Regions from separate parts of the Homo sapiens genome. Here regions 1 and 2 are each linked to region 3. The links are chromatin loops, found by intact Hi-C in ENCODE. Cell type or tissue: endothelial cell of umbilical vein. All regions are shown on one strand. Each heading gives the region's core, and the rest is flanking DNA. Links, peaks and the distances in the headings are about the cores only. Region 1 overlaps UBE2E1 (ubiquitin conjugating enzyme E2 E1). Region 2 overlaps UBE2E2 (ubiquitin conjugating enzyme E2 E2). Region 3 has its middle 65 kb from the start of UBE2E1.

Region 1 (10,262 bases), core at 893-8,892, 130 kb before region 3:
TCTTAAACAGCATCTGCACAGTATAAACTGTACTACAAATCATTTGAGGTATTAACAAACCAACTGTCAAAGACTGTCATTAGCACAGTCTTACTAGAATCTGTTGTGTTCCCTGGACTGACTTAAAATCTTCCAGGGTAACTCCACAAAGTAACATTCATGTTTTCTTTTTGTTTTAAAATCATGTTTTTGTGAGTCTTTCCCCATTCCCATTCTCAGTACAGACTTATTACAGACTACTCTGCTGCTCTTCCATTTCAATGGTCAGAAACCAAATCTGCATTTCAATTTTCAAATGACATTATTGATTTCTTTTAAAGAACATCCTGAAGCAAAGTGAAATTTAGGATATTTTTCGAGTCACAGTCTTGCTGTGTCACCCAGGCTGGAGCACAATGTGATCTCAGCTCACAGTAGCCTTGACTTCCTGGGCTCAAGTGATTCTCCCACCTCAGCCTCCCTAGTAGCTGGGACTAAAGGCACATGCCACCATGCCCAGCTAATTTTTAAAAAATTTTATCCATTATTATTATTTTTAAGACAGAGCTTCGCTTGTGTCATCCAGGCTAGAGTGCAGTGGTGCCATCTTGGCTCACTGCAACCTCTGCCTCCCAGGTTCAAGCAATTCTCCTGCCTCAGCCTCCTGAGTAGCTGGGATTACAGGCATCCGCCACCACACCCAGCTAATTTTTGTATTTTTAGTAGAGATGGGGTTTCACCATGTTGGCCAGGCTGGTCTCGAAATCCTGACCTCAGGTGATCCGCCCGCCTCAGCCTCCCAAAGTGCTGGGATTACAGGCGTGAGCCACTGCGCCCAGCCTAATTTTTACATTTTTCATAGAGACAGGCTCTCACCAGGTTGCATAGGCTGGTCTCAAATTCTTGGGCTCAAGTGATCCTCCCACCTGGGCCTCCCAAAGTGCTGAGATTCACAGGCGTGAGCCACTGTGCCTGGCCAGAATCAATTTTTTAAAAGTATCTTTCTATCAAATGAATTTTTACATTTTTTATTGGGAGACAGGACCCTTGCCTACAAACACATAAACCATAGTTCAGATATTATTCTAGGCATAATTTTAGAAGGCTTAGTTATCTGCTGTCATACCCTAGAAAAAAAGTGAAAGGATGAGAGGCTGGGAAGATAGGAAGATAAGCATGCTAGAAACAGACTTGCGGACTGCTGGGCGAGCACTGTTAGAGCAGCCAGGCACACAGCACCCACCTGGTGCCCTGTCCTCCGCCGCGGCCCAGGCCTCCCTGGTGCCCACGGACAGGTATCAGAGCACCTCCCCAGATGTTAGGACAGACGCTGAGTGAAGAGAAGGGAAGGATGGTTAGTCTTATAGCTGGATCACCTACGAAGAGAAGTTCTAAAGCAAGAAGAAAGCATTTCAATTTGGGACATTTATTTGCAGTGGGAAATTGGGAAATGGACTATCAGACCACACTTCTATCCTGTCCAGTCGGCCTTCATTTCAGTCTTTCCACACTGTTTTCCTGGGTTTGTACTGTGCTAGCAAGACAACTGTCTTATACAGGCTGCAGCTCATGAATTTGTAAATACTGTACCTACCAAAAGATTTAACACGGAGAAAATTAAGGTAATCTTGGCAAATTCTAAAACAGTCCCTTTTCACTTCTGGGATGTAGGTGTTTAGGACAAAGTAAGGCCACTGTGGAAGTCATATGCCAGATGCACAGATGGCATTGTATTTGTTGTGGACTCTAGATGTGGAAGGATGGAAGAAACTAAAACTTAACTTCATAAAATAACTAGGATATAGAAAACCAAGCAGTCCCTCTACTTATAGTTGCTAACAGCAAGACTTCAGGAACTCATTCTCTCAGGAACTGATACATTGTTGGCAAGGGGTGAACTGAGCTCATCAAGTCCTTGGCATTTGCAGCTTACCTGTGCAATCATAGGAGATGGACTAAAGCAGCAGTCCACAACCTTTTCTGCACCAGGGGCTGCTTTTGTGGAAGACAATTTTTCCACAGATGGGGGGTGGGATGGTTTGGGATGATTCAAGTGCATTGTATTTATTGTGCACTCTATTTCTATTAGTATTACATTGTGATATAGAATGAAATAATTATACAACTCACCATAATGTAGAATCAGTGGGGAGCCCCCGAGCTTGTTTTCCTGCAACTAGACAGTCCCATGTGGGGGTGATGGGTGACAGTAGCAGATCATCAGGCATTAGATTCTCATAAGGAGCACGCAACCTAGATCCCTCACATGAGCAGTTCACAATAGGGTTTGCGTGTGCCTATGAGAACCTAATGCCATTGCTGATCTGAGCTGACAGGAGGCGGAGCTCAGGCAGTAATGCAAGCCATGGGCAGTGGCTGTAAATACAGATGGAGCTTCACTCAGCTGGCCGGCCTGCCCACCCACTGCTCATCTGTTATGTGCGTGGTTCCTAATGGGCCAGGGACCAGTACGGGGTCTGTGGCCCAGGCTTTGGGGAACCCTGGACTAAAGGAAGGACTTGAGACAACTACATGATAATAATTAAAAGAAGAAAAACGTTGTGGCAACAGAAAAAGAAATGATGACTATCGCTACCTTTTAATCTGTGGGGAGTAGGTTTTCTCTGGTCTGATTTTGACAAATGCAGTGTGTCTACAGCCTGGTTTGCCTGTCTGCCCTCCTGGGTGCTACTGAAGCTTTGTTTTGTTGAATAATCAGATGCCCAACTCTGTTGCCTTGTGGAAGATGAGTAAATGTAGTGCGTCTTAAAGTGGTCTCTTCTCCCTACCCCACAAATCTTCTGGTACTACCATTTGGGGAAGCCAAGCAAGGATAGTAAATTGACCAGAACACAGTTGTGACATTTGACCTCAAGTTAGTGAAATAAAACTTTAAAGAGTAGGGGGGAAAAAGAGACATGCGGACAGCAGCAGAAGTAAGAATGAAGGAAGGGGCAGAGGCAGGGGCAGGGTAGCAACAGTGCCAGCGTATTTCAAAAAAGGGCAGAGGCTTGGGATCAACTGAATTAGAAACTCAGTTCTACCTATTTAAAAATCTCAAGTAATTCCTGATATTATCTCATAGTACAATGACTAATGTTTCGTAAAAATAAAGAACTGGCACTTGGAATAAGCTTTATCATCATCCTCAGAAAGCCAGATGTGGCACGGACTGCTTATTAGCTACTGCATGCCTATTCTCCTTTTGTCTGTGGAAGCTTCATGATAAGCTTCTATGTCACTTACATAAAGTACATCATTCATATCACAAACCCCCCCAAACACCCATATTTCAACAGTAGTCTTAGAGCAGTGGTTCTCAACTGGAAGTAATTTTGCCTCCTACCCCACCCCCTGACGTTTGGCAATGCTTGCAGTCATTCTGAATGCCACAAACGGGAGGGAGGTGCTAATGGCATCTGGTGGATAGAGGCCAGGGATGTTGCTAAACATCCTACAATGCACCAGACAGCCCCCACAAAGAATGATCTCAGCCTACAATGTCAACAGTGCCAAGGCTGAGAAACCCTGCCTTAGAGAAAATTTGCTCAGGGTTAAGCTAGTAAAGGGAAGAGCTTCAATCTGAATCCCAGCTGTTAGACTCCAGTGCCCAGTCTTATTTTATTTTTCTGTGCCTGGTACACCAAAAAAGGATCAATATATATGGTTGCTGTTGTTATTATTAAAAGTTAATTTGCATATACCCTGAATGTTCTGTAGACTGATATTCAAAGTGCCGCCTCTGGACAAGCAACATCGGCATCCATCCCCTGGGAGTTTGTTAGAAATGCAGACATCAGACTCCACCTCAGACCCTATCAATGTGCATGTTAACAAATGATTCTTATGCACATTAAAGTTTGAGAAGCCAGCTACAGAGGATTATTAAGAGCAATGAATACCAACTGTTTCTTTCTTTGAGACAGTGTCTCACTCTGTTGCTCAAGCTGGAGTGCAGTGGCTCAATCACAGCTGGCTCAAGTGATCCTTCCATCTCAGCCTCCTGAGTTGCTAGGATTACAGGCGTGCATCACCACACCTGGCTAATTTTTAAATTTTTTTTAGAGACAGGGTCTTGCTAGGTTACCCAGACTGGTCTTGAACTCCTGGGCTCAAGCGATACTTCTGCTTGGCCTCTGAAAGCACTGACATTACAGTAGTGAGCCACAGTTCTGATTTTCTAGATTTAAATTACCATTAATATTATTTAGCTCCCTCCTCCCTTGTCTACAACTCTTTGCAGTAATAAATATGCATCAACCCTGGTAATGCCTAGCTCTATTAAGACAAAAAACAAAAACAAGAAACAAAAAACAAAAAACCCAAAACTGAATTTACAAAATGCTTATATGAAAAAAAAATCCAATTACATCTACATTCCCTATGACAAACACACTACTAAAAATCCACTCCTGATTTACTCTTCTATTGCTAAGAAATTCATAGAGAAGATAAGCTATGAAGGTAGCAATCTACCAGAGATACTGGGTGAAAGCTGCCTTCTCCATGAGATCTACTTGGTACATTCTTACCCTCAGCACCCCTTCATAAAACAGTAACCTTTTGTAACCTAGAAGCGAGTGGCAGAAGGAACTTGAAAAATGAGAAAACTTTACTAAAGAAACTAACAGGGTAGTGACACGATTTTGTAAGTGCTATTAAAAAGCAGGGCGACCACTGCCATAGTCCTAATAACTAAGTTAGAAGGCTTCCTCACCTAAGGTGAGGGGAAGAGGAAAGGAAGAGGCTCTGGTACTGTGAGGAATGTACCATTCAGGTTAACTATCCCTTGGAAAGAACTTGCAGACCTAGAGCCAACCTAAAGGGCTCCCCAGAAAAACTAGTACCCACACACAAGAATTCACATATTTGGCTGGGCACAGTGGCTCACGCCTGTAATCCCAGCACTTTGTGAGGCCAAAGCGGGCAGATCACGAGGTCTAGAGATAGAGACCATCCTGGCCAACACAGTGAAACCCCGTCTCTACTAAAAACACAAAAATTAGCTGGGCGTGGTGGCGAGCGCCTGTAATCCCAGCTACTCAGAAGGGTGAGGCAGGAGAATCGCTTGAACCTGGGAGGCGGAGGCTGCAGTGAGATGAGATCACGCCACTGCACTCCAGCCTGGGCGACAGAGCGAGACTCCGTCTCAAAAAAAATTCACATTAGTGGTATCCACTGTATCAAGGAAGTTATACTGGAACACGGTGGGGCTAAATAGGGGATATATCTTCCTAACTATGGGAAGGAGACTATCCCAGGCACTTAAGATCTCCAACAGTGTGGCCATTTAATGGCCTTCTAACAAAGCCCTCCAAAAGTCTTGTAACAACAACACTGAGGAAATGGTGCCTACTGTCTTCCTCTAGCATAAAGTAGATAAACTTCCGAAGGAATTTTTGACATAACTTTTTGTGACGCACAAGGATGATTTGTGGCCTATGGAAGCTATAGAGTTCATTTTTAAAATTTGTTCCAAACCAGGAAGAGAATAGATTTGTCTGGGTATTTACACAGACTGCTATAGTCATTTGGATACAATCTTTTGTACATCCGAATTTAAGTCTCTAGGGGGTAGTAATTTCCCACACATACTACAGGACTTGGCACACTAACAGTTACCAATATTTAATTAGATGATCAAATATGTACTACTGTTTGGGATTATACAACAGTGTTTCCATATTAGGTAAAATAATTAAAACATCACAAAAGCTCAATCTTGCCCAGTTAGTCATTCAATCGTAGGTCTTACTGTATATGCTGCTGCTCTAGGGACAGTCCAGCACATCTGGAAATTTACATTCCAATATTGAAAAAAATTAGATGACACTGTTTTTAAAAGAAAACTACTTCCAAGTAACTTGTAAGTAAAGGGTTAAGTTACTCTGGTAGGGATGACAAAAGAAGAGCAGACCTAAAAAATGTGGACATTAGGGGGTCACTCTTAACTAGGGATGGCTGAATGAGGAGTTATTAGTACAGTGAGCTAAGGAACCGCACTTTCCCTTCTGGCCTGTCAGGGTAGTCGTGGGGGTAGGTGGCAAGCAAGTAAAATGACAAAACTAGTTCAATGCCAAGTGCCTGAAAGAAGCAGGGGTTGGGGGTACGGCAGTGATTAGAATTAAAGTAAGATCAGTATCCCTTGTGTCTTGAAAGCCATTTTCCTCTATAAGATTAAACATGTAGGTAAGTCAGGATAAAGGTGGATCCAACAATAGGTCTTTTCTGCAGGAATTATACAAGCCTGAGTTGGAACAATTCTAATCTGCCCTTTCGCCCAAGAAGTTAGAAAAAACGAGTCAGGACAGAATCCAATGCTGTGTGTGTGTGGTGATGACTCCTCTATTCCCACTAAAGAATCCAGAGCTTGGGTGTCTGGAATCTGCCTTATGGTGGAGTCCAGATTCTTCAGTTGCAATGCTTATGCTACCATACACAAAACTGCTATTTGAATGAGTAAATACCAACGGGTTATTAGTCCTGGTTCTTCAGTTCACAGGGCACAACTGACTCTTCTATTGGGATGATTAACTATATTGTGCATAAGTGAGAGTCAGCTGGGGGAAAAGCAGAGCATCTTGTTCAGACTTTTTGAGGGGAGAACGTATTGTTAACACCTCTACCCTCCACACATTTAGTGCTGATCCCCAAAAGCAAGAGTGTCACAAAGAAAGTTTTAAAAGGATACCAAGATTCTCTTAAAGGAGCTTATCAGGTTTTACTCAATTCTAAGAAAAGATTCTGGCACACATCTTTGATTACGAAATTAATTTTAGCTAAAGGTCTCCCATTACACTCAGCTCCTTATGCAGCTTCCACACTGCAACTGCTGCCAATCTCAAACTCCAGGTGGGGCAGTCAGGGGGCTGCTAGGTCAGTGGGAAGCATGGGAAGTGACACAAGTACAGAGTTCAAGAAACAGACTTCAATAACTTGCTACAAAGCAGAGTTGTGTGAACAGTCTTGCACAGTGATTTTTTGCTCACTGTGTGATATGAATCTATTATTTTATTGTTTGGCAAAACCTTTATCTGGTAATAATAATTTTCAGTTTTTTGTTGCCCACTTTTGCTTTCAAAAGTGTTCCAACTTGCATGTTATATGGTTACCCTATTTATGAAGGAATCAGAACACCTCCCTGCACTGGTCAATCAGCCTGAAACTCTCCTGCCGGTCTCTTATTTTTTTTTCTTGAGACGGAGTCTCGCTCTGTCGCCCAGGCTGGAGTGCAGTGGTGCCATCTTGGCTCACTGCAACCTCCGCCTCCCGGGTTCAAGTGATTCTCCTGCCTCAGCCTCCCGAGTAGCTGGGATTACAGGCACACGCCACCATGCCTGCCTAATTTTTGTATTTTTAGTAGAGACGGGGTGTCACCATGTTGGTCAGGCTGGTCTCGAACTCCTGATCTCATGATCTGCCTGCCTCAGCCTCCCCAAAGTGCTGGGATTACAGGCGTGAGCCACCGCGCCCGACTGCCTAATTCTGACATTTTGCTGCTGCTTCAACCTCAACCTCCACCTGCACCCTCCCAGGGCCATGGGGTCTCTCATCCTAGGTCCGGCTCCCTGTACCTTCCCTCAGTACAGAGCTCATGTGAATTTGAAGGATAAAGATGCCTTCAGCTGAAGGTAGCATTTACATCATCAGGGAAAAACTAGGCAGTTCTCCCAAGACCCTTTCAAGGGAGCCCCATAAAGTCAAAACTATTTTCATAAATCTAAAACATGACTTACCATTTTTACTCCCATTTTCTCACATTTGTACTGTGAGATTTTCCTGAATCTACACCAGGTGTGAGAGGGCCACAGCCTGAATGCAGAAGCAGGTATGAAAATCTACCTGTCTGCTAAGAAGTCAGACATTAAAGTCATCTGCAAATATGTGAAATAGTACCAGTCTTCTAGGTTAATTTTTTTTTTTTTGAGATGGAGTCTCGCTCTGTTGCCCAGGCTGGAGTGCAGTGGCGTGATCTAGGCTCACTGCAACCTCTGCCTCCCAGGTTCAAGCAATTCTCCTGCCTCAGCCTCCTGAGTAGCTGGGACTACAGGCATGCGCCACCACGCCCGACTAATTTTTGTATTTTTAGTAGAGACGGGGTGTCACCATGTTAGCCAGGATGGTCTCGATCTCCTGACCTCATGATCCACCTGCCTTGGCCTCCCAAAGTGCTGGAATTACAGGCACGAGCCACTGCGCCCAGCCTAGGCTGTTTAATTTTGAAAAACAGTTTTCATTTAAAATGTTATTTATATTAATATGTTTTTTGTTATTTTAAAATCAATCATAGATGTTTTAAATAATTGTTTTAATTGTGAATATGGTAAAAATCCATAACTGTTAACCATATAATCAAAAGCTGCTGGGGCCTGAAATAAATTTTAAGAGTGTAATGGGGTCCTGAAACCAAAGAGTTTGAGAACCACTGGGCAGATTATTTTTAAAGTATTTTGGTGTAATTGGTTAACCATTAAAATAAGTGCTTGATTCTTACTCCCAGACATTAAAAAACAAAAGTTAAACTAAGAATTTTAAATAGGCCTCTCCCTCTCCCTCTCCCCCTCCCCCTCCCCTCTTTCCACGGTCTCCCTCTGATGCCGAGCCGAAGCTGGACTGTACTGCTGCCATCTCGGCTCACTGCAACCTCCCTGCCTGATTCTCCTGCCTCAGCCTGCCGAGTGCCTGTGATTGCAGGCGCGCGCCGCCACGCCTGACTGGTTTTCGTATTTTTTTGGTGGAGACGGGGTTTCGCTGTGTTGGCCGGGCTGGTCTCCAGCTCCTAACAGCGAGTGATTTGTCAGCCTCGGCCTCCCGAGGTGCCGGGATTGCAGACGGAGTCTGGTTCACTCAGTGCTCAATGGTGCCCAGGCTGGAGCGCAGTGGCGTGATCTCGGCCGGCTACAACCTCCACCTCCCACCCGCCTGCCTTGGCCTCCCAAAGTGCCGAGATTGCAGCCTCTGCCCAGCCGCCACCCTGTCTGGGAAGTGAGGAGCGTCTCTGCCTGGCCGCCCATCGTCTGGGACGTGAGGAGCCCCTCTGCCTGGCTGCCCAGTCTGGAAAGTGAGGAGCGTCTCTGCCCCGCCGCCATCCCATCTAGGAAGTGAGGAGCGCCTCTTCCCGGCCGCCATCCCATCTAGGAAGTGAGGAGTGTCTCTGCCCGGCCGCCCATCATCTGAGATGTGGGGAGCGCCTTTGCCCCGCCGCCCCGTCTGGGATGTGAGGAGCACCTCTACCCGGCCGCGACCCCGTCTGGGAGGTGAGGAGTGTCTCTGCCCGGCCGCCCCATCTGAGAAGCGAGGAGACCCTCCGCCTGGCAACCGCCCCGTCTGAGAAGTGAGGAGCCTCTCTGCCCGGCAGCCACCCCGTCTGGGAAGTGAGGAGCGTCTCCGCCCGGCAGCCACCCCGTCCGAGAGGGAGGTGGGGGTCAGCCCCCGCCAGGCCAGCCGCCCCGTCCGGGAGGTGAGGGGCGCCTCTGCCCTGCCGCCCCTACTGAGAAGTGAGGAGCTCCTCTGCCCGGCCAGCCGCCCTGTCCGGGAGGGAGGTGTGGGGGGGTCAGCCCCCCGCCCGGCCAGCCGCCCCGTCCGGGAGGTGAGGGGCGCCTCTGCCCTGCCGCCCCTACTGAGAAGTGAGGAGCTCCTCTGCCCGGCCAGCCGCCCAGTCCGGGAGGTGAGGGGCGCCTCTGCCCGGCCGCCCCTACTGGGAAGTGAGGAGCCCCTCTGCCCGGCCACCACCCCGTCTGGGAGGTGTACCCAACAGCTCATTGAGAACGGGCCATGATGACAATGGCGGTTTTGTGGAATAGAAAGAGGGGAAAGGCGGGGAAAAGATTGAGAAATCGGATGGTTGCCGTGTCTGTGTAGAAAGAGGTAGACATGGGACACTTTTCATTTTGTTCTGTACTAAGAAAAATTCTTCTGCCTTGGGATCCTGTTGATCTGTGACCTTACCCCCAACCCTGTGCCCTCTGAAACATGTGCTGTGTCCACTCAGGGTTAAATGGATTAAGGGCGGTGCAAGATGTGCTTTGTTAAACAGATGCTTGAAGGCAGCATGCTCGTTAAGAATCATCACCACTCCCTAATCTCAAGTACCCAGGGACACAAACACTGCGGAAGGCCGCAGGGTCCTCTGCCTAGGAAAACCAGAGACCTTTGTTCACTTGTTTATCTGCTGACCTTCCCTCCACTATTGTCCTATGACCCTGCCAAATACCCCTCTGCGAGAAACACCCAAGAATGATCAATAAAATAAAATAAAATAAAAAAAGAATTTTAAATAGGAA
Region 2 (10,262 bases), core at 1,541-9,540, 420 kb after region 3:
AAGATAATTAGAAAAAATTAAGTAGCTTAACAGTTTCATTCTAATCTTTTTTAATAACAATAAATCCTTTCTTATATACTTTTATTAAGGAAGACTAAATATGCTCTTTGGACAAAACTAACCTCAAATGTGTTTTCTGAGCCTAGGATAGTAATTCGATCTGTTCTTAGAATGCAACTATGCAAACAAAAAGAACTGAAAAGTCTGGAGCATTTTAGAATCCTAAATTCATTCATCCCACATTTTTTCTAGTCCAATCTTGATGCATAAAGCTGCTGGACAATGAAGGGGTCATGTGAATTCTCTCCATACACCTCCAGGGAAAGCACTCTGCCTTATCCAAATTCAAGTGACTCAATTAGGGGACACCCAAATCATTCCTCCTTGTAATTCGTGTACTATTCAATATATAATGTGGACCACAGGATTCTAATCTTTCTTGTACTTATGTGTCAAAGTTTTAAAAACAGCTGTCACCTACCTCCTATAGAATAAATGTATTCTGCCAGCAACGTAGACTAAGTTTACTTTTGTAAGGATTCTTTATTTTTCAATGTTTACTTCCATACAATAAAATAAGAGAAGAGCTCTTTCAAAGTCTTTATTTCTAAAGCCTGGAAGTATGCTAATAGAGACTAATGAGTTCATGTAATTGAAAGTATTACATTTAGAGCTGTGAAAAGAGGGTACTAAGTTCAGCTCTGAAGTACATATTTACAGACCAACTTTATTTAAATTTGCTCATTAACACTTTAGTTTTAAAATAATTTCTGACTTCTGAATATTTTAGGAGGCAGTCTCCATTCTAGGAAAGCTGAGGAAAGGCTAGCTTCTCGAGTGTTTCTTTTATCCCATGCCTACTGTACTAAAATGTATGGGGTAGCATCACAGAAATAAAAATTTTTAACAAGATTCCTGTTTTTTTAAATGCACAATTAAGATCAGCAGCTTTGTTGTAAACTACCACTTAATGCAGAAGCAGGATGCTTTGTAATACTTTTTATTCTTGCCAAATACAGAACTTCTCCATTCTTCCAGAGTGGTCAAGTTTTAAGATCACTAAAATATTTTAAAAGGGAAGAGTACAAATTGTATTAATATCACAGACAGTAAAGATGGTGGGGATTTCCTGGGAAATTCCTTGTTTCCAAAGACCCATGTACGGCAACGTTCTCCAGAGAAGACCAGGAGGAATTTGCAGATAAGACTACAGCTAAGCCTTGATGGAAGACTTCCTAGCCAACAATCAGAACAACTGTGCCGCCATCCAGTGTGTGTGCCAATGGTGGCAAGCCAGTCTGAGCCACCGGCTCCAATTAGTTGTTGTATCTAATTAGCTTGCATACCAATGGAAACAATAATATTGAGAAAATTTAACAATCTCTCATCAAAGCTTAATATTTAAATTCCTTGCGTCAATTCATTTACAACCATTTGGCAGAGAATCTGCCCTTTTGCCTGCCTAAATACCAACTGTCTGCCTACTATTCTGTCTTGATACTTCGGCAAAATATAAACACTCATTTACTTTTAACTGTTTCCAGAACATTCAAAACAAACTATAAAGCGAAAATTATATATAATTTTATCCCCCACAGCAACTGATAAAATTTATTGAATGTTCACTCAGTGGACATTTCCTGATGTCCATTCTGACAGAGGGAGCCTTGCTTGTGTTAGAAACTCCATAAATATTTGCCTATTTGGTTTGCCTTTTCAAAATACTGACTTTCCCCTATAACTACAGTTTCCTATTATCAAATAAAAAATTCATGTCTGAGAATTCTCATCTTTTCACTAAACACTAAAATGTTCAACAAAAATTTTGTTACATTTTCAAGAGAAATCAATGTCTACTTTAGCAAATAAGATCCAGGGAGAAGGGGGCAAGGGCGTAAGTATTGAGTATTGTACTCAATTTAAATAGTGCATGTGCAAAAAGCCTATCGAGATTAAGGCATTTTAGGCCGGGCACGATGGCTCATGCCTGTAATCCCAGCAATTTGGGAGACCGAGGTGGGCGGATCATTTGAGGTCAGGCGTTCGAGACCAGCTTGGCCAACATGGTGAAACCCCGTCTCTACAAAAAATATAAAAATCAGCCGGGCATGGTGGCGGGCACCTGTAATCCCAGCTACTCAGGAGGCTGAGGCAGGAGAATCGCTTGAATCTAGGAGGCAGAGGTTGCAATGAGTCAAGATCGCGCCACTGCACTTAGCGTGGGCGACAGAGCGAGACTCCGTCTCAAAACAAAAAAAAAAAAAGAGAGAGAGAGATTACGGCATTTTAGCTAAATGAATCTACAGATGTGACTAAACTTACAATGGTGTTACATCCCAATAAAGCCATCATAAACTGAAAATATCCAAAGTCAAAAATGCATTTATATACCTAACCTACTAAAACATCATAGCTTTACCCTAGCCTATCTTAAACATGCTTGAATACTTACATTAGCCTACAGTTGGGCAAAATATGGCACAATCTAACACAAAGCTTATTTTAAATAAAATGTTGAACATTTCCTGTAACTCACTGAATACCACACTGAAGTACATTTTCTACTGAATGTTTATCACTTTTGCACCATCATAAAGTCAAAAAAATTTAAATCTAACCATTGTAAGTCAGGGACCAACTGTATTTTATAGATTCAAAGATGACACAGAGATAGAAGGTTCTTTTTAGAGATTATCTAATGTAATTTTTTATTTTGCAAATTAGGAAATTTGCTTGTCAAGATTACTGCATGCCTCATATTTCTTTTCTTTTTTATTGTCGCAAATTATCCAGAAATGTTGCATTGATTTTCATATTAGATCACAAAAAAAGAAAACATTTGATTTCCTCAGTATTTATATATCATGACCACTGCTCTGTTTATGGTAATAAGACAACATAAGTATACTTATTGTATACTGCATATAATATGTACAATAAGTACATAAGTTCTTATTGTATACTTATTGCAAATACTACATAATTATTAAGCGAGAAATCAGCATACTTCTATCATCCTATAATTGAGATTGACAGAAATCTAGAATGACATTTCATGAAATCAGAACCCTGAAAAACTTAATCTTCACAAACTCCTAGACAACACCAACTCCTAATTTATGCACAGAAGTTTTGTCTGAACCTCATGAGCAGGTTTACAACACTTTTTTCAGACCTGCAAAATGTTTCACCAGTCTATAAAATTTTGTCGAGCCTTTGCTTTGCAAAAGGAAAAAAGAGAACGAGTCACATACCTTCACTGAAAGAATTAGAAAAAGCAATTCCAGAATAACATCCCAAGTGACAGTCTAATACTAACTGCAGCCACAAACAAACCTGCCTATAAGAACAATAAATAATCTTTCTGTATTGGTTGATACAAGTATTTGTCCTAGTTAAAAGGCTGCTTAAGGAGTTTCATGTTAGTAAAATAGAGTAGATGATGGTGAGAGGAAAGGGGTGGTATATCAGATTCCGTATTGCAGATTAAACTTTATGTGCCATTACCATCAGAGAAATGCAAATCAAAACCACAATGAGATATCATCTCACACCAGTTAGAATGGCGATCATTAAAAAGTCAGGAAACAACAGGTGCTGGAGAGGATGTGGAGAAATAGGAACACTTTTACACTGTTGGTGGGACTGTAAACTAGTTCAACCATTGTGGAAGACAGTGTGGTGATTCCTCAAGGACCTAGAACTAGAAGTACTATTTGACCCAGCCATTCCATTACTGGGTATATATCCAAAGGATTATAAATCATGCTGCTATAAAGACATATGCACATGTATGTTTATTGCAGCACTATTCACAATAGCAAAGACTTGGAACCAACCCAAATGTCCAACAATGACAGACTGGATTAAGAAAATGTGGCACATAAACACCACGGAATACCATGCAGCCATAAAAAAGGATGAGTTCATGTCCTTTGCAGGGACATGGATGAAGCTGGAAACCATCATTCTCAGCAAACTATCGCAAGGACAGAAAACCAAACATCGCATGTTCTCACTCATAGGTAGGAATTGAACAATAAGAACACTTGGACACAGGGTGGGGAACATCCCACACCAGGGCCTGTGGTGGGGTGGGGGGAGTGGGGAGGGACAGCATTAGGAGATATACCTAATGTAAATGACGAGTTAATGGGTGCAGCGCACCAACATGGGACATGTACACATATATAACAAACCTGCACGTTGTGCACATGTACCCAAGAACTTAAAGTATAAAACAAAAACAAACAAACAAAAAACCTTTATGTGCCATTAAAAGACTTCTGGAAAATCTCAAGTCAAAACTACATACAACCTCATACTTTTTTTTGTATAGGATATGTGACATTAATCATAAATTATTTAGAAAAAGGCAAGGGACAGACACATCTTAAATGTTTCTTTTAATCTAACCAATTTAAGAACATAAAAATCTCAGCAGCTGCTCAAAGGGTTAATTCCAAAAACTCAGAAATTTTTCAAAAAATGTTTTGAAAAATCTTGAAAAGCCAGATAATTGGTACCCTTCTCTTCCTTTTTAAAAGATTACAGATGGCCAGGCACGGTGGCTCAAGCCTATAATCCCAGCACTTTGGGAGGCCAAGGCAGGCAGATCACCTGAAGTCAGTAGCTCGAGAACAGCCTGGCCAAAATGGTGAAACACCGTTTCCACTAAAAATACAAAATTAGCCAGGCTTGGTGGCAGGCGCCTGTAATCCCAGCTACTCGGGAGGCTGAGGCAAGAGAATCACTTGAACCCCAGGGGTGGAGGTTGCAGTGAGCCAAGATCGCGCCACTGCACTCCAGCCTGGGCGAGAAAGCAAGACTCCACCTCAAAAATAAATAAATAAAAATAAAAGATTACAAAGCATGTATCTACAAGAAGTCAAAATGAGACAGAAAATTATATTTGGGAGTCTCCAAGAATCAAATGGTATCCTCTACCACCTAAACATGAATTCAGAAAAAGTATCAGGTTAAAAATATTTGTTCTTTCCCCTCATTACTCACAGTGTGACTATATCACTCATCACCCAAACCACAACACTGGAAAGTGAAAAAGGGTGATATTGATAATTTTGCCAGGATAAGAGAAGTTAGGATATAAGGGCTCCCTAGTTATTTTTATAATGGTCTCTCCTCTACTAGACCGAAGGTCAGTGATACGGAGGGGTTAGATATTCACTATTATATTTCTCACAGTAGCACATTCTCTCACACAAACTAAGCAGTCAAGCCTCACATGGTGAAAAATGAAACAAATACACCGGAGAGGACGTTCATAACTACTTAGCAAAGTGTAAACATTCTGACTAGTGGACAAAGACTAAGTGTGTAAGTCTATGGGTTTAGACTTTAAAACTCAAGAAAAGAATGAGAATGGAAATTACTTATGCTATCCCATTAAATATATCTAATGTTTTCTGTATACTAAAGGACCTACAAGTGTTCAAATCCTAACAGTAAAATCTTAAGAGTCATCACTAGTCAAGAAAAAGCTTCTGAAAGTATGGTATACTCCTGGTAAGTGAATAATGTGGGAATATATTTCTCCTCCAGCCCAGCCTCAGATTAGTATGTAAATTGTGAAAAGAGTACACAAATTGAATGTTTTTATTTGCTTTTCAATTGTTTCATGAATATTTACTATACAAAACACATTTTATTATTAAATCTAAATCCTTGTCCCAAAGGAAAAAAAAACACACAATAGCTTTATTGTGGCTACTTCAATTCTTAAAAGAGTAAAATAACCTAATAATTGTTTCTTACTGATCAAAAGTAATGTGTGCCTAGAAGATTCAAAACTGCTAAAGTTTCCTGATGGTACATAAGGACCTATATTCTGTACTGCTTCTCAACAACTTTGTATCAGCTTATCTAGTTTTCATTAGGACTAGTCCTGCTTGGCGGCAGAAAGCAATTGGTGTAGTTAAAATATTTATAGTTTCATTTCAGTTCCACTGTGGTTTGTTGAACAGACATAAAACCACAATCTTTATCATATGTGTCACTTCCTGTAATTCACAACTGAACCCAATTCCACTATTCATTATATAACACACTATTTAACAAAACAAAATACCACAGATAAAGAAAATAATTAGAATCCATTTAGGTTTTTTTTTTTTAAATTCTTTTCTCCAAGAGAGGTGTGAAAAGATCTTGAAAATCTGAAGAGGCATTTCCTAAGTGCTTTTCTTTCCTGCAGCTTTACTCAATTATACATAAGTCATCAATGCCTGTGATAACAGGATACAAAAAATAATAAGGATGCAGCACAAACAACCTAACTTTTTTATAGTTCTTCACACCTAAAATTTAAGAAATCAGCTAACAAATAACAAAACTGAAGGATGTAAACTTCATTTCCTATTCCACCTTCTGGTACTGCAGCTAATAAACAGGGAAATGGTCTACAGGTAGCTGGTAAAAGAAAGAGAGGAAAGGCAGAGAAAACACAAGAGCCAGTTTACCAGACACTAATTACACCTTCCTGGATGCTTCCCTTTTAAATTCCCTTCATAATTCATAAGGAATACGGTCCTTAAATTCATTTCTGGGATAGGCAAGAGTTTAGCTAGGATTTTTATTTTTAAACAAATTTAGACAAATATGAGTGACAAACTTCATTTTATAAGAAATTTAATTCGTATTTTATAAAATCACAGATTCAACTAATACAACATTACAATGAAACTGCTTCATCCAGGTCCCAAATAATCATAAGTGATGCAGTGGAACAGGAATAAACTGGCTAAGCACCAACTGAAGATATCAGAATATTTATGCAGCAAAAACCAGCAGACATCATATAGTAAGTAGTCAAAGAAATGTTTAGCATTGCACAGTTATTCCAGAAACAGGGAGTACACAATGTTTGGCTTATACAGTTTACAGACACACATCAAGCATGTACCATTTGTTCATTCATTTACTTTAAAAACATTTACTGAGCTCCATTATGGTTAATTCAAGGCCATGGAGAAGTGAAGAGGTATATCACAACTTTTGTCTTCAAGGAGCTCAATAATCAATCATGGCATGAACAAATAATACTTGTACCAAGTGAGGCAAGTACAAAAGTGCTATGAGAAAGCACAGGGGAATAAGAGATTTCTGCATCCTGTGAAAAACGGCAGCCTTCACAGAGAAGGTGACATTGAACTAAAACTAAAATAAGGACAGGAGTTTGCTAAAAGGGAAAAAAAGGAATCCTGGCATTCAGAGAAGTTTAACTTACACAAGTTGAATAGCCCTTATCTGAAATGCTTAACCCCAGAAGTGTTTTGGATATTTTATTTTTTCAGATTTTGAAATATGTGCATTATACCTACCTAGTGGGCATCCAAAATCCAAAAATCCAATTGAGAATTGAATGAGCATTTCCTTTCAGTGTTATGTTGGTGCTGAAAAAGTTGTGAATTACAAAGTGTTTTGAATTTTCGAATTTGGGATGCTCACCCCGTATTACTTACACCTGAGCTAGCCCTGGGGTCATGCCAAATGACCCAAATTGGTCTTCTTAAATCGTCTAGAATAAAAATCAAGACTTTTGTATTCCCTAGAAGAAACAAGACAGTAAGTACTACCATGACTAACCAGTAACATAAAAATAAATGGGTAACTATAGGAGCAAATTATTAAAGTTATAAAATGTAGGCAATTTACTTAAACACCAAACCTGATTCTTCATCAATAAAACAGAAATAATAAAAGCTGTCCAACCTACCTTCATAAGGTGGTTGTGAGGATCAAATATAATAACATATAGACAGCTTCTTTATCAACAGTACAGCACAAAACAAAGCAAATAATTATTTGTTTAAGCCTAATAAATCTAGATAATTCCTAATTCATGGATTCAAAAATTAAGTGAAATGTATAGACACGATATTATATATTTATATTAATACTAACTATTGACAAGTGATTTTATGTTTTACTGAACCACGTATGTTGTGAAAGGAGACAAGAAAATGCCTGTCTAATAGAAAAAATATATAAATATATAATCCTTAGGACTCTACAGCTAAGTTAAGGCTAAAATCAATTATTTATTATAGATACCAAATTAATGCTAGACAAAATAATGATAATATTAAATTATAGAGAAAATACACTGTATTTATGAAAGCTTTCTGAAAAAATACTACGCACTGCTTCAGGGATTTTTGGAAGTATTATGGTTTTTGTTCTTTCCTTTAGAGTTATATATGTAACCTTAGACTGTAAAGCTTACGAAGTTACATGCTCTCTGGACTTAATTACTTCATCAAAATGATGAGGGTGGACTAAACAAAATATAAGGTTCAAACCATCTCTAAAATAATAAAAGCATTATTAAAATAAATGAACATATACACAGAGATAGTTACCATCTTAAGATATAGACTATGAAGCTTTACAGAAAATAATTTTTAAAATACTTTGTGATTATTCCTTATCATTAATCAAGTCACATGGGGATTCTGTCCAAAAAACAGTATGTTAGACTGGGAGGAAAAACAGAAATTTCTCATAGCTTCCAGTTTTAGACATCTTGAACTCAGCTTAGATACAAATTATTAAGTGCAGGCACTAAATGTATTTAAAGTTTTTTAAAGTTTTAAAGGTATCCTACCGACCCTTTCAACTAACTGAATAAGAGAAAATTTGCAGCCCAGATGGTGACATTTACATCAAATAAATACTCATGAAAGAGATGCACTATTAAGTTCACTATGAAAAATTCCAGCTTCCAGCTAAAGGAAGACTTTGGTTATATAACTTACTAAATATTTCAAGAATAATTTCACTCATTGAATGAAAGGTTATTAGCATTCTTCTCTAACCACTTAAGTTTTTCTTCTATGTTTTGTTTATGGTACAAAAAGCAGGCTATTAAACTTTAAAATAATTTCTATTTTTATGACAAAGGATTATAAAACTTTACAGCAGTTGAGTATGTTGAAAAATAACATTGACACTAATGTGAATCATTCTCTTACGGCATAAATTACCTGATGAATTATATGTCATCCCAATCTCTACACTGGAAGGTGGTGCTTTTAAAAACGGTTCAAGGGGCTAGACTTCTAGAATGGGAGTATAAAGAGCTTGGATAAATCTCTTCTCTCCAACACTTATTAAACCAGCAAAAATTAGCAAAGACAATGATTCAGTCTCTGGAGATTGATCAGAGGGCTTACAACAAATTGTAAAACATTCATTCAACAAAATCTATCGAAATTCAGTCATAATAGTGGGAAGCCATGGCATTCGAGATAAGAGACTACCCCCATTCCCCCACAACTCTGTGTTATGGAAGAGCTATTCTAGTGGGGTCAGTTGAGTAGCAGCTCTCATCTCCTGTAGGTCCCAGGAGTAGAAGAGCTATTCCTAGGAGATTTAGCAGCTGGTGAACATCAGCAGATACTGCTTCCCAAAGCTCCATGCTACAGAAGACCTGTACCAAGTAGGTAGTAGCGGCAGCCAGGCAATGCCTGTTTTGCCACTCTGACTCTCCCTACTAGATGCCGGGAGTTGGATGGCAACATCAGTTTCTATCGTCTTCACAAACAAGTATACACACAGGTCCTGCTCTGCAGGGTAGATCCAAGTGGCACAGCTGGTAAAGAACAAGCTCTTTATGGACTGAATTGTGCCAGCCCCTCCCAAAAAAGTTGAAGTCCTAATCCCCTTCCCAAATCTGTAAGTTAATCAGAGTCGACCCTAAACCAGTATGACTGATATCCTTGTAAGAGGAGGAAAATTTGGGCATACACATATAGGGGCGAACACCATGTAAAGACACAGACACATGAGAAAAAATGCTGTGTAAATACAAAGGCAGAGATTGCAGTGATGCAGATACAAGCCAAGGAATGGCCAACGGCTGCTGGCAAACACCAGACCAGTTAGGTAAGATTCTTCCCTAAAGGTTTCTGAAGGAGAATGGCCCTGCAGACACTTGATTTTAGACTTCCAGTTCTCAGAACTGTGAGGCACTAACTTCTGTTGTTTTAAGCCACCCAGATTATGGTAATTTGTTACAGCAGCCCTAGGAAACTAATACTGTTAGGAATTAGTGGAGACAAACAGCTGAGTATGATACCAATAGACACAGACTAGTCAAAAGCTTAACAGGAGATGGGGGATGCCGGGGTGGATTAATCAAAGAGTCCAGCTAAAGCCACAATAATCCCTAGTAGTCCAGACTATACACAAATCCAAGGTCGCAGCTTCCGAGGAACAATCAGAGGGATGTTCTGTGCTAC
Region 3 (10,262 bases), core at 1,204-9,203:
TTAGCTGGGTGGGCTATTGAGCGTTGGAGTCTTATGAATAAAGTTCCCCTATTTTAAATGACTTGAGGGAAGCGAGGCTTGGTTAAGATAAGAAAAGGCTGGTGCTGGGCAGGTGGCTCACGCCTGTAATGCCAACACTTTGGGAGCCCGAGGCAGGAGGAGGATCTTTTGAGTTCAGGAATTTGAGACCAGCCTGGGCAACAAGGTGGGACTCTGTCTGTCCAAAAAAAATTTTTTTTTAAATAGCCGGCATGGTGGCGCGCACCTGTGATCCCAGCTACTCAGGAAGCTGGGGTGGGAGGATCACGTGAGCCCTGGTCGAGGCTGCAGTGAGCTGTGATCATGCCACTGCACTCCAGTTTGGGGGACAGAGTAAGATCCTGTCTCAAAAAAAAAAAAAAAAAAAAAGAAAATGGGAAAAGGCTAGTGTCAGAGTGGAAATGAACAAGAATCAATGCTGGGAACTTCCAATTTCCAATCACCTCCACTACCGGAAGATGGGTCAATTTGACAACAATTTATGTCAGAGTTGCACCAGATCCATACCACATTTTTTTTCATGTCTTGACCTGAGTCTTTGAACAACCGAGGGGTATCATGGACAGAGGTGGGAGGCTAGCAGCTGTATAGCCAATGGAGAATGACCTAGGCAAAATCTGAAAGTTAAGACCTTTGGGTTTTAAAGCATTCTTTCCTCTTCAAAGAAAAGCAGTCTACCCAAACATATCAGTTGAGTACTGGATTTTAGTTAAACTATATTATTAACTGTGGGATTCAGTTTCCTCTTTTTTTTTTTTTTTTTGGAGATGGAGTCTCATTCTGCTGCCCAGGCTGGAGTGCAGTGGTGCGATCTCAGCTCACTGTAACCTCTGCCTCCCGGGTTCAATCAATTCTCCTGCCTCAGCCTCTCCAGTAGCTGGGACTACAGGCACACGCCGCCATGTCCAGCTAATTATTTTTTTTTTAAATTTTAGTAGAGATGGGGTTTCACCCTGTTGCCCAGGCTGGTCTCGAACTCCTGAGCTCAGGCAATCCACCTGCCTCGGCCTCCCAAAGTGCTAGGATTACAGGCGTGAGCCACCGGGCCCCGCTCAGTTTCCCATTCTTGTAAAAAGATAAGCTTACTCTGTGTAACTCTGATACTTTGTTAAGGTATGGGTGTGGGTGCATGATTTTTATTACTTTTGTAGAATAAAGAGGAATAATGTGGTTAAAGATGGGGCAAACTAAACCTTTCTTCTCTCATCCCCCCAATTTGTTGCCACTAGAAACTTGAAGAAAATAAAGGATTAGGAACCTGAGTTAAAGGGGAAGAGGCAGAAGATTTTCCCATTCATTTTCTCTCGGCTTCCTGTATACACTTGCATCCAAACACTGGTCCAAGCTGGAGAGTTAGTCATCCTTTTCTGGTCTTTCTCAAGGTCATGTATGGTTGGTCTTTGGGATTAAGTCCTTGGCATCGGACCACCCTGCCTTTACCCTAAGCCCCAGGTTTAGATTGACAGTGACTGCTGAGAGGTGACCTCTCGGCATTTAGGGACGGATGCACTTGACTTCTAAGAGGGCAAGGGTTTCATCTATTTGGGATGATGGGGGAAGGGAACTCTGGAAGTTCCAGCCTGTGCTCTAAGGCAAGGTCACCTTGGGTTCCCCTTATCCGCAGGTGGTGGATAGAAATCTCATACCATAACTTTGATGGAAAATAAACACAACTTAATTTTCAAAACAAAAATTTTAAAACAACTCACCAATTTCTGTTTTAGATTTCCAGTCTTCCTAGAGTGGTGGAATCTCAATCTAAGTCATTTCTCCTTTTCCTCAGGGGGCTTATGTATTTGTCAAGGTATGGGGGGGGCTCAGGGAGTCCTTGGTCATAACTCTACTGAGGTCATCAGAGACACCAAATTGCGCACTGGGTCCTGTGTTGGAGTGGAGGCCCCATTCTGCTGTTTCTGTGCCTTCCCATGGGGTGGAAATCTTGGAGAAACTAAGACTGTTCTGCCTGGATGCACCATAGATCTGTTTCCTCTGTGGGGTTTCCCTGCCTATGTGGGGCTCCAGGGGAAGCAGGACAACAGTGCCCTCAGCCCCTAAATTTCACCAACCTGTTCAGGGCTTTGTGCCTACCCGGGTTTCTGCTAGGAAGCAAAGCCCATGGCTTCTTTCCTCCCATCCCCTTCCTCCCCTCTCTCTGGCCCTAGAGAAACTCGCCCCCAAACGTCAATCCCTCTAACATCTTGCTTCTGCAAACATTTTGTCAGCTCCAGAGGTTTCAGCTTCGAAGATGCCTTAGTTTCTGCTCTGCCCAGGCACCATCCTTCCCCTGGGGCAATGAGCTGCTGCCAAGCAGCCTAACAAGCCTGCATTGGAGGTGAGGAGTGGGATGAGGGGAAAAGTGAAAAGCCAGGGTGGCAGCAGGATGCTGCTAACTCAGAAATAGTAGCAACCCACTCCAATAGTGGTGAAATTGGCCTGTTTGATTCCGCCACGTGTCTGTCTTTGCATCTATCCTTAGTATCTCCCTGACACTTGGATATTGACTCATCTACCCCCCAAAATAACCGATTTGGGGGGACAGATGAGTCAATAAATCCCTGGACACAAAATAAGCCTAAATCCCAGAGGGCTCATAACTGTACCCTACTGTCTTAGGGAACGGGAGGGGAGGTCTCTTAGCTCTGGGGAACTGCCAGCCCAACCGCCACTCTTCAAAGGCAGGTGGAAAGGTATTTCCACCGGAGCCTGCAGGGTGCCCGGGGCAGACAGCGACATGTGGAGGCGGCGGGGGGTGGGGCCGTGGATGGCGGCGCACCACCGGCCTGCATTTAATAAGCGCTCCCTACCAATTTTTTAGGATCTTGGTGACAGGTTTATTACACCGAGGATAGGAAATTTCAGTGGACACGAGCTCTCCCGAGGAAAGGTCTCACAGTTGTCCACTGAAAACCAAGTGAGTGAATGAATTAAAATGTGCCTGAATTCCATTCTTTAAGCCTCTGTCAGCAGAAGCCGGAGCAGCGCAGCGCAAGCGTCCAGTGGTATTCATCAGGTATTTTATGAAACGGAATCTTCAAAGTTCTGTACATTTACTTAAATATAAGCTACAGCAAGACAAAATAAATAAAAATTTAAAAAACGGAATGAATAAATATAACTCAAATAACAAGCGTCTGCTTTTGCCCGGGAAGACAGCCAAGTGGTATGCATTTTGGATTAATTTTTTACAAGGAAAACAAATTAATTGCTTAGTAAATATAGTTTGCTAGACAAAAATCTCTCAAAACGTGGGACAAAAATGATTAAAAATGGTAATTAGTGATTCACTCAGTCTGTTTATTGTTTAAAAGTTGGCTACTTTAGCACAAGAGGCAAATATTTGTCTTTATGTTGGCCTTCAAAGTATTGATATATTTGAATAAAGATTAGGCTGACAATCAGGGTTAACATCCAAGATTTGCTTGAAGCTGGAATTAACTGAAGTCACTAAACTCTGGTGCAGAATCCAAAGCCTAATTCTTGGCAAAATTACTGAAAGATTTAGGGTGTTACAGTATTGGTGGGTGTTACAATATTGGTAGGTGTTTCTGATATTGGATTTCTATGCCGGGGGCCCCTGAGAAACTTCTCAGCCTCTGGGTTAGCAGAGGGGGTGGCACTCAGTTACTCCGCTGTTTGATTTTACCTAAATGTGTTTTTGAAATATTTAAGGAGAGCAAATTTCCAGATTGAAACTGCTTTCCTGGATTCTCTCGAAATGCCACTTGAAAGTTTGTTCTTGATCTGCAGCCAAATACAAGAGAACCAAGTTGGGCTGGCATATTTGTATACAAAGGTTGTTGTTGTTTTTCTTTTCCTCCTATGACCCAGCAGGGAAGGATGGTCACCAGTGAAAGAAAAACAGAGGTGAGTTACAGAGCACTCGCATCTGACACCTGGAAGGGTCCTTAGCCTGATCCAAATCCTTCTATGTATAGATCTGGTAACAGAGTGAATAAGAGTGCTGAGTCCTATTATTCCTGAACAGGCTTAGAATCCAAGTCTCCCATCCTAAATCCAATGCTCAGTCTACTCCATGCTTTCCCTAACGCAGTTTCTCAGAATACCACTTCTGTATGGCATTAACAGATGTCCCCCACCTCAAGGGGTTCTGTGTTCAAATGCTGGTTACAACAAATTTAAACAAACTGCTTTTTCCTCTTCCAGGAATTCTCAGAATCTTCTGTTTTTGTTTTTGAGACAGCATCACGCTCTGTGGCCCAGGCAGGAGTGCAGGGACATGATCATAGCTCACCGCAGCCTTGAACTCCCAGGCTCAAGCAGTCCTCCCACCTCAGCCTCCTGAGTAGCTGGCACTACAGGTGCCCACCACCATGCTCAACTAATTTTTAAATTTTTTGTAGAGACAAGGTCTCTTTATATAGCCTAGGCTAGTCTCGAACTCCTGGGCTCAAGGATCCTCCCGTCTTGGTCTCCCAAGGTGTTAGGATTACAGGCGTGAGCCACTGCACCCAGCCTTGGAATTTTACTATAATGAATATACATTAAAACTCTCTAAATGGAAAAACAGGGAACCCTAAAAATGTTAGATGATTTCATGATTTTACACACACCTAGCATGCGATTTCCCTCCAAATAGTTTACAGAAATGCTGCCAAGAAACAGTTCATATGCTAAAAATGAATTCATTTCCAATGCTGAGGAGTCCATTCTGTCAGTTCCAAGGATACTATTTTCAGGAAATAGAAGAAGAGCTCCTTGCAAAGTATGGTGGGAAAGAGGGCCCTTGTACCCACTTTTAAGTAATTGTTCACTTTAACTCCTCTCTCTACCTGTTGCTTGATATTTTCAGTAAAACAAGTTGAGGGCTGGAAAAGCTGGACTGTGAATAAGTTAGGGCTCAGGTAAGAAGGGCACCATATTTAAGGAAGCACTCGCTTTCTGAATTATGCAACTGCTAACCCTAAACTTACATGAATCCAAGAGCGAGTGCCTCCTTAAATGACGCACCCAAGGCTCCTGGCATAAGTGGTGTGTACACAGGGGCATTGGGTGTGGTCCCCAGGGAAATGAGTTCATTTGGGACTAAGTAATCCAGGACGTGCTGAATCAATCACATTCTGGTGAATAAAGAAAAATCTGGCATTAGGTCAATTCTGTGGGACACACAGGACTGGAAACATCACGACAGTAGGAGGTTGCCGAGAAAACAGGCTGGTCTGGGGCAGAATACCATCTATAAGAAGGTGATGGCCGGGCACAGTGGCTCATGCCTGTAATACCAGCACTGTGGAAGGCTGAGGTGAGAGAATTGCTTGAGTCCAGGAGTTTGAGACCAGCCTGGACAACATGGTGAAACCCCACCTCTACCAAAATAATACAAAATATTAGTCAGGTATGGTCCCAGCAATTAGGGAGGCTGAGGTAGGAGAATCACTCCCGGGAGGTGGAGGCTGCAGTGAGCCATGATTGTGCCACTGTACTACTACAGCCTGGGTGACAGAGTGAGACCCTGTCTGAAACAAACCAAAACAAAACAAAACAAACTAAACTGAAAAAAAAAGTGACAATGTTTTGAAAGATGCTGGTTTTACTTTGTGGCTTAGAGGACTCATTATCAGAAAGGGGGATGTGAATAAATACCTGAGTCATCAAGGAAGGGGAGGGGTGAACGGAAAGAATGACTGCCAGGTGGGGAGAGAGGGTGGACAATACCAGGCTTCCTGAGGCAGAAAAATCCACTCACAGAAGGGACACAGTGTCTCTTTTTTTATGAAGCAATATGAGGAGTCTCCTCTACTCCTTAGATGATTCAGAAGCAGGCACTGTGTGTAGATTTTATTAGATATCCTCAAAGGTTTATTTTTATGAGCTGGAATTTAGCACTTTGCATTTGTAAAGCAATTAATAGTGTATATGTTAGTTAATATCCCATTTTTGGTTCAAGAGCAATATTTTGTTACTTAAAAATTAATAGCAATATCACAAAGGGCTTATAAAAAGAGATATATTACTCCGATAGGCAATTCCATATAATGCTAAGTTTTTATTTGCCATTACTTTAATTACTTAGATATTATTTTATATGTTTTCATTATTTTAAAGTGCCTTGGGAGTATGAAAGATGTCTTACAGATAATGTATTCCATTTTAGCCAGAACAGCCTAATCATAAGTAGCTGTAGATTAATGCATTTATCACATAAAATTTCTTTTTTATGTTCTGTAAGCAAGTAAAATTGATGTCTTGGAGAAGACTGATACCTCCCAGGCCATAGAGCTCTTCCTCAATGAATATTTCTTCATTAGATTGTGAATATTTCTGAAAAAGGAAAAGAATAAACCTAACAATAAGTAAAATGAGCCATACAGCAGCATGACAAACATTAGTAAGAGCTCGTGCTTAGAAAACAGTTCACAGCCTCTGGACATGAAATATCTATTTTAAACTAAATTGGGTCCTCAAATTCCACAGGCACAAATTCTTCTCCATTTCCTCATGGATGGGTAGATGGGACTGTTTGTTCTGTAGAGGTGGCAGTGTTTCAGGGAGGGTTTAAATGTCCACAGAACCATGTGGTTTTCCTTCAGCAGGCAAACTCTGGAGATAAATGTGACTCATGGTCATGATCCCTCAATGAGGGTTTTTAAAAATAACCTAAATCCTCTATTTTTAGAGAACCTGCCAAGCTGCAGTGCTGCGGGTTCCCTTTTTTTTTTTTTTAAACAGAAAGTAATTAACAATCTCTAATCCCTGAGGAGAATGGATATCACTGAAATTCCTGATATGGAAGCAAAAATGCACTGTCTTAACCAGAGGACACGGCTCCTGAACAAAGAGGGTTACCCTCCACGCATTGCCTGCCGTGGAAGAAGACAGCTAAATCCAAGGATCAAATCAATCAGAGAAAAGCAAATAGTTTTAAACTTCTAAGAGGTGTGATAAATAAGTGGGGGCTGAAGCAAAACTGTTTAAAAGCAGCTGAGTCCTTTATTTTTAAACAAGAGTTTCCCTGATGACTTGAGTTCATTTGTTATTCAATCACTTCCCAGTCAATGCTAAAGGTCTGAAAGCTTTTGGTATGTTTCAGTGGAATAATTTAAGTGCTCTAATAGAAAGACCAGAAGGGCGAATTATACAAATTTATTCTGAGTCAACCAAAAATTTCACAAAATAAGAGAACCTGTGGTTTGAGAAGAAAGAATGTACATCAATGGGCGTGTATGCCATTCCATACACGGGATGCCATTCCAATGGACAAAGACCTTTAGTCCAGATGACAAATAACTCAGGTGTGTGGCTCCACCCAGACCCTAATTTCACAGTTTCATACTAATTGAGTCACATATCATGACTGTGGTGGACCTGTCTCTGGGCATTTTCCAATTTTCAGTGAAGTTCATTAAAAAATTACAGAGGTTATCCATTTGAAAATGTTGCTTGGTTGACACTTTCTTTGAAGATCATCATAAACGAAGTTACTATTTGTCACACACACACATTATAAGTGTTCATACAGTGGTTTTTTTTTGTTTGTTTGTTTGTTTGTTTTGTTTTTTGAGACAAAGTTTTGCTCTATCGCCTAGGCTGGAGTGCTCGGCTCACTGCAACCTCTGCCTCCCAGGTTCAAGAGATTCTCCTGCCTCAGCCTCCTGAGTAGCTGGGACTACAGGCGCACACCACCACGCCTGGCTAATTATTGTAATTTTAGTAGAGATGGGGGTTTCACCACTTTGGCCAGGATGGTCTTGATCTCCTGACCTTGTGATCCACCTGCCTCCGCCTCCCAAAGTGCTGGGATTACAGGCGTGAGTCACCATGCCCGGCCCACACAGTGTTTAATAAATGGGAATCCCGGTTAATATTTGTTTTCCCCCTTTTTTTTTTTTTGAGATGGAGTCTTGCTCTGTCGCCCAGGCTGGAATGCAATGGTGCCATCTCGGCTCCCTGTAACCTCTGCCTCCCAGGTTCAAGTGATTCTCCTGCCTCAGCCTCCCGAGTAGCTGGGATTTGTATTTTTAGTAGCGACCGGGTTTCACCATGTTGGCCAGGCTGGTCTCAAACTCCTGACCTCAGGTGATCCACCCACCTCGGCCTCCCAAAGTGCTGGGATTACAGGCGTGAGCCACAGCGCCTGGCCTTGTTTTCCTTTTTTAGAGATAGGGTCTTGCTCTGATATTTAGGCTGGAGTGCAGTGGCATGATCATATCTCTCTGCAGCCTCGAGCTCCTGGGCTCAAATGATCCTCCCACCTCAGCCTCCTGAGTAGCTGGGACTATAGGCATACACCACTATGTCCAGTTTTATTTATTTATGTATTTTTAATTATACAGACAGGGGTATTGCTATGTTACCCAGGCTGGTCTCAAACTGCTGACCCCAAGCAATCCTCCTGCCTTGGCCTCCCAAAGTGCTGGGATCACAGGCATGAGCCACCACACCTGGCCTGCTTTTCTTAACATTACAGTCTACCAATTTATTTCCTCTTACCATTTTCTATTGCTTCTCCATGCTGTTGCTCTTCTTAAATTTTGTCATGTTGTTAGAATACATTCTTTCAAAATCCTTTCAAACAAGGTTTGTGAATGGTATATTTTCTGAACTCTTGCTTTTCTGAAATGCTTGTATTCGTTCCCAGGCGACTAATATTTGCATTTGATGTTTATGTTGACAACCTTTTCCCATCAGAATGTTAAAGATCTAGCTTCACTATCTTCCATCAACTATTGATGAGAAGTGTGAGGTCAGTGTGCCATTCTCCCTCTCTGTTTCTCTTTGCCTGTGCATGATCTGCTTTTCTCACAGAAATATTTAGGACTTTGTCTTTGGTGTTCTGAAATTTTACTACAATGTTACCACTATTTATGCAGCATTTTTCATCTGTCCTGCTTGGTCTTGTTGGAGACTTTAATTGGCTCATATATTTCACTAACTTGGGACATTTTTCTTCTGTTATCTTTTAAAGTACTTTCTCTCTTCCCGGCGTGGTGGCTCACGCTTGTAATTCCAGCACTTTGGGAGGCTGAAGCGGGCAGACCACCTGAGGTCAGGAATTCGAGACCAACGTGGCCAACATGGTGAAATCCCATCTCTATTTAAAACACAAAAAATTAGCTGGGAGTGGTTGTATGCACCTGTAATCCCAGCTACTCGGGGGGCTGAGGCAGGAGGATCGCTTGAACCTGGGAGGTAGATGTTGCAGTGAGCCGAGATCGTGCCACTGCATTGCAGCCTGGGGGACAAGAGCGAGACTTCATCTCAAAATAAATAAATAAATAAAGTACTTTCTCTCTCTCTCTCTCTCTTTTTTTTTTTTTTCTTTTTGAGATAGGGTCTGGCTCTGTCACCCAGGCTGGAGTGCAGTGGTGCAATCTCGGTTCACTGCAACTTCCGCCTCCTGGGTTCAAGCGATTCTCATGCCTCAGCCTCCGAGTAGCTGGAATTACACATCTGTGCCACCATGCCTGTCTAATTTTTGTATTTTTAGTAGAGACAGGATTTCACCCTGTTGGCCAGGCGGGTCTTGAACTCTTGATATCAGGTGATCCACCCGCCTTGGCCTCCCAAAGTGCTGGGATTACAGGCGTGAGCCACTGCGCCCGGCCCAAAGTATTTTATCTTATCTATCCTCTTTGTTCTCTCATTCTGGAAATCTTAGCCGGATATGGGAATTTATGAAATTATTTTCCATGTTCCTAACTTTTCTTTCATACTTTTTATCTCTTTCCAGGGAGTTCTTTAGTTCAATCTTCTAGCTCACTAATTTGTTCTCTTATTCTATTTAGTCCATCTACTTTTTAAAAAAATGTCTATGATCAAAGACTTAATTTTCAAAAAAAAAAATGTCTATGATCGAAGACTTAATTTTCAAGATCTCTGATTCAGCAGATGTAATATCTGCTTCTCTGTCCATGAAGATACAGGTTAAACTTATTCTAGAGTCATTTTCTATATTTTTCAATTAACTCTTTTCTCAGAGCTTGTTCTTTCATTTGTAAAATTTGATGTCTCCTTTCATGGGGTTAGTTTTCACGGTGGTTCCTGTTGTGAGCTTGAAGCAGGAGCTGGCAGGGCTCCATCTACCTTCCCCCAAATCCCTTTAACGCTTTAGTCTAAACAGGCTCCCGAATGCTTTTACTCCAACAGCCAGCATCTGTGCCTCTGTCGAGGTCCAGGCCTCAGCCTGATGGATGGGCACTTTGCCAGTGTACACCAAGAGCCAGAAGGGCCTGGGAGCTTATGTCCCCCGGGACAGTTTATGTACT

Evidence for each region. A loop is a pair of places that touch in the nucleus more often than their neighbours do. Peaks named below come from ENCODE experiments on the same cell type or tissue, not always from the same donor. Only the 100,000 strongest peaks of a DNase experiment are listed, where the experiment ranks them.
Region 1: it touches region 3 in a loop (2.1-fold over the local background); 2 of 110 quality-filtered maps call a loop at or near these places.
Region 2: it touches region 3 in a loop (1.8-fold over the local background); 2 of 110 quality-filtered maps call a loop at or near these places.

What each region holds. Positions count from the first base shown.
Region 1 is chr3:23,870,659-23,880,920 of GRCh38, reverse strand. The region is part of intron 3 of UBE2E1 (ubiquitin conjugating enzyme E2 E1); the gene reads right to left. It also overlaps the pseudogene ARL4AP4. Among named protein-coding and RNA genes, the nearest start is that of NKIRAS1, 41 kb to the left of the region's middle. In endothelial cell of umbilical vein, for the core only: no CTCF peak of the experiment used is centred there; DNase peaks (open chromatin) are centred at 5,540 and 6,830; H3K27ac peaks cover 436 bases.
Region 2 is chr3:23,320,665-23,330,926 of GRCh38, reverse strand. All of the region lies in intron 3 of UBE2E2 (ubiquitin conjugating enzyme E2 E2), which reads right to left. Among named protein-coding and RNA genes, the nearest start is that of UBE2E2, 120 kb to the right of the region's middle. In endothelial cell of umbilical vein, for the core only: no CTCF peak of the experiment used is centred there; a DNase peak (open chromatin) is centred at 5,976; H3K27ac peaks cover 1,361 bases.
Region 3 is chr3:23,736,079-23,746,340 of GRCh38, reverse strand. No RefSeq gene overlaps it. Among named protein-coding and RNA genes, the nearest start is that of UBE2E1, 65 kb to the left of the region's middle. In endothelial cell of umbilical vein, for the core only: no CTCF peak of the experiment used is centred there; DNase peaks (open chromatin) are centred at 5,060 and 5,670; H3K27ac peaks cover 1,712 bases.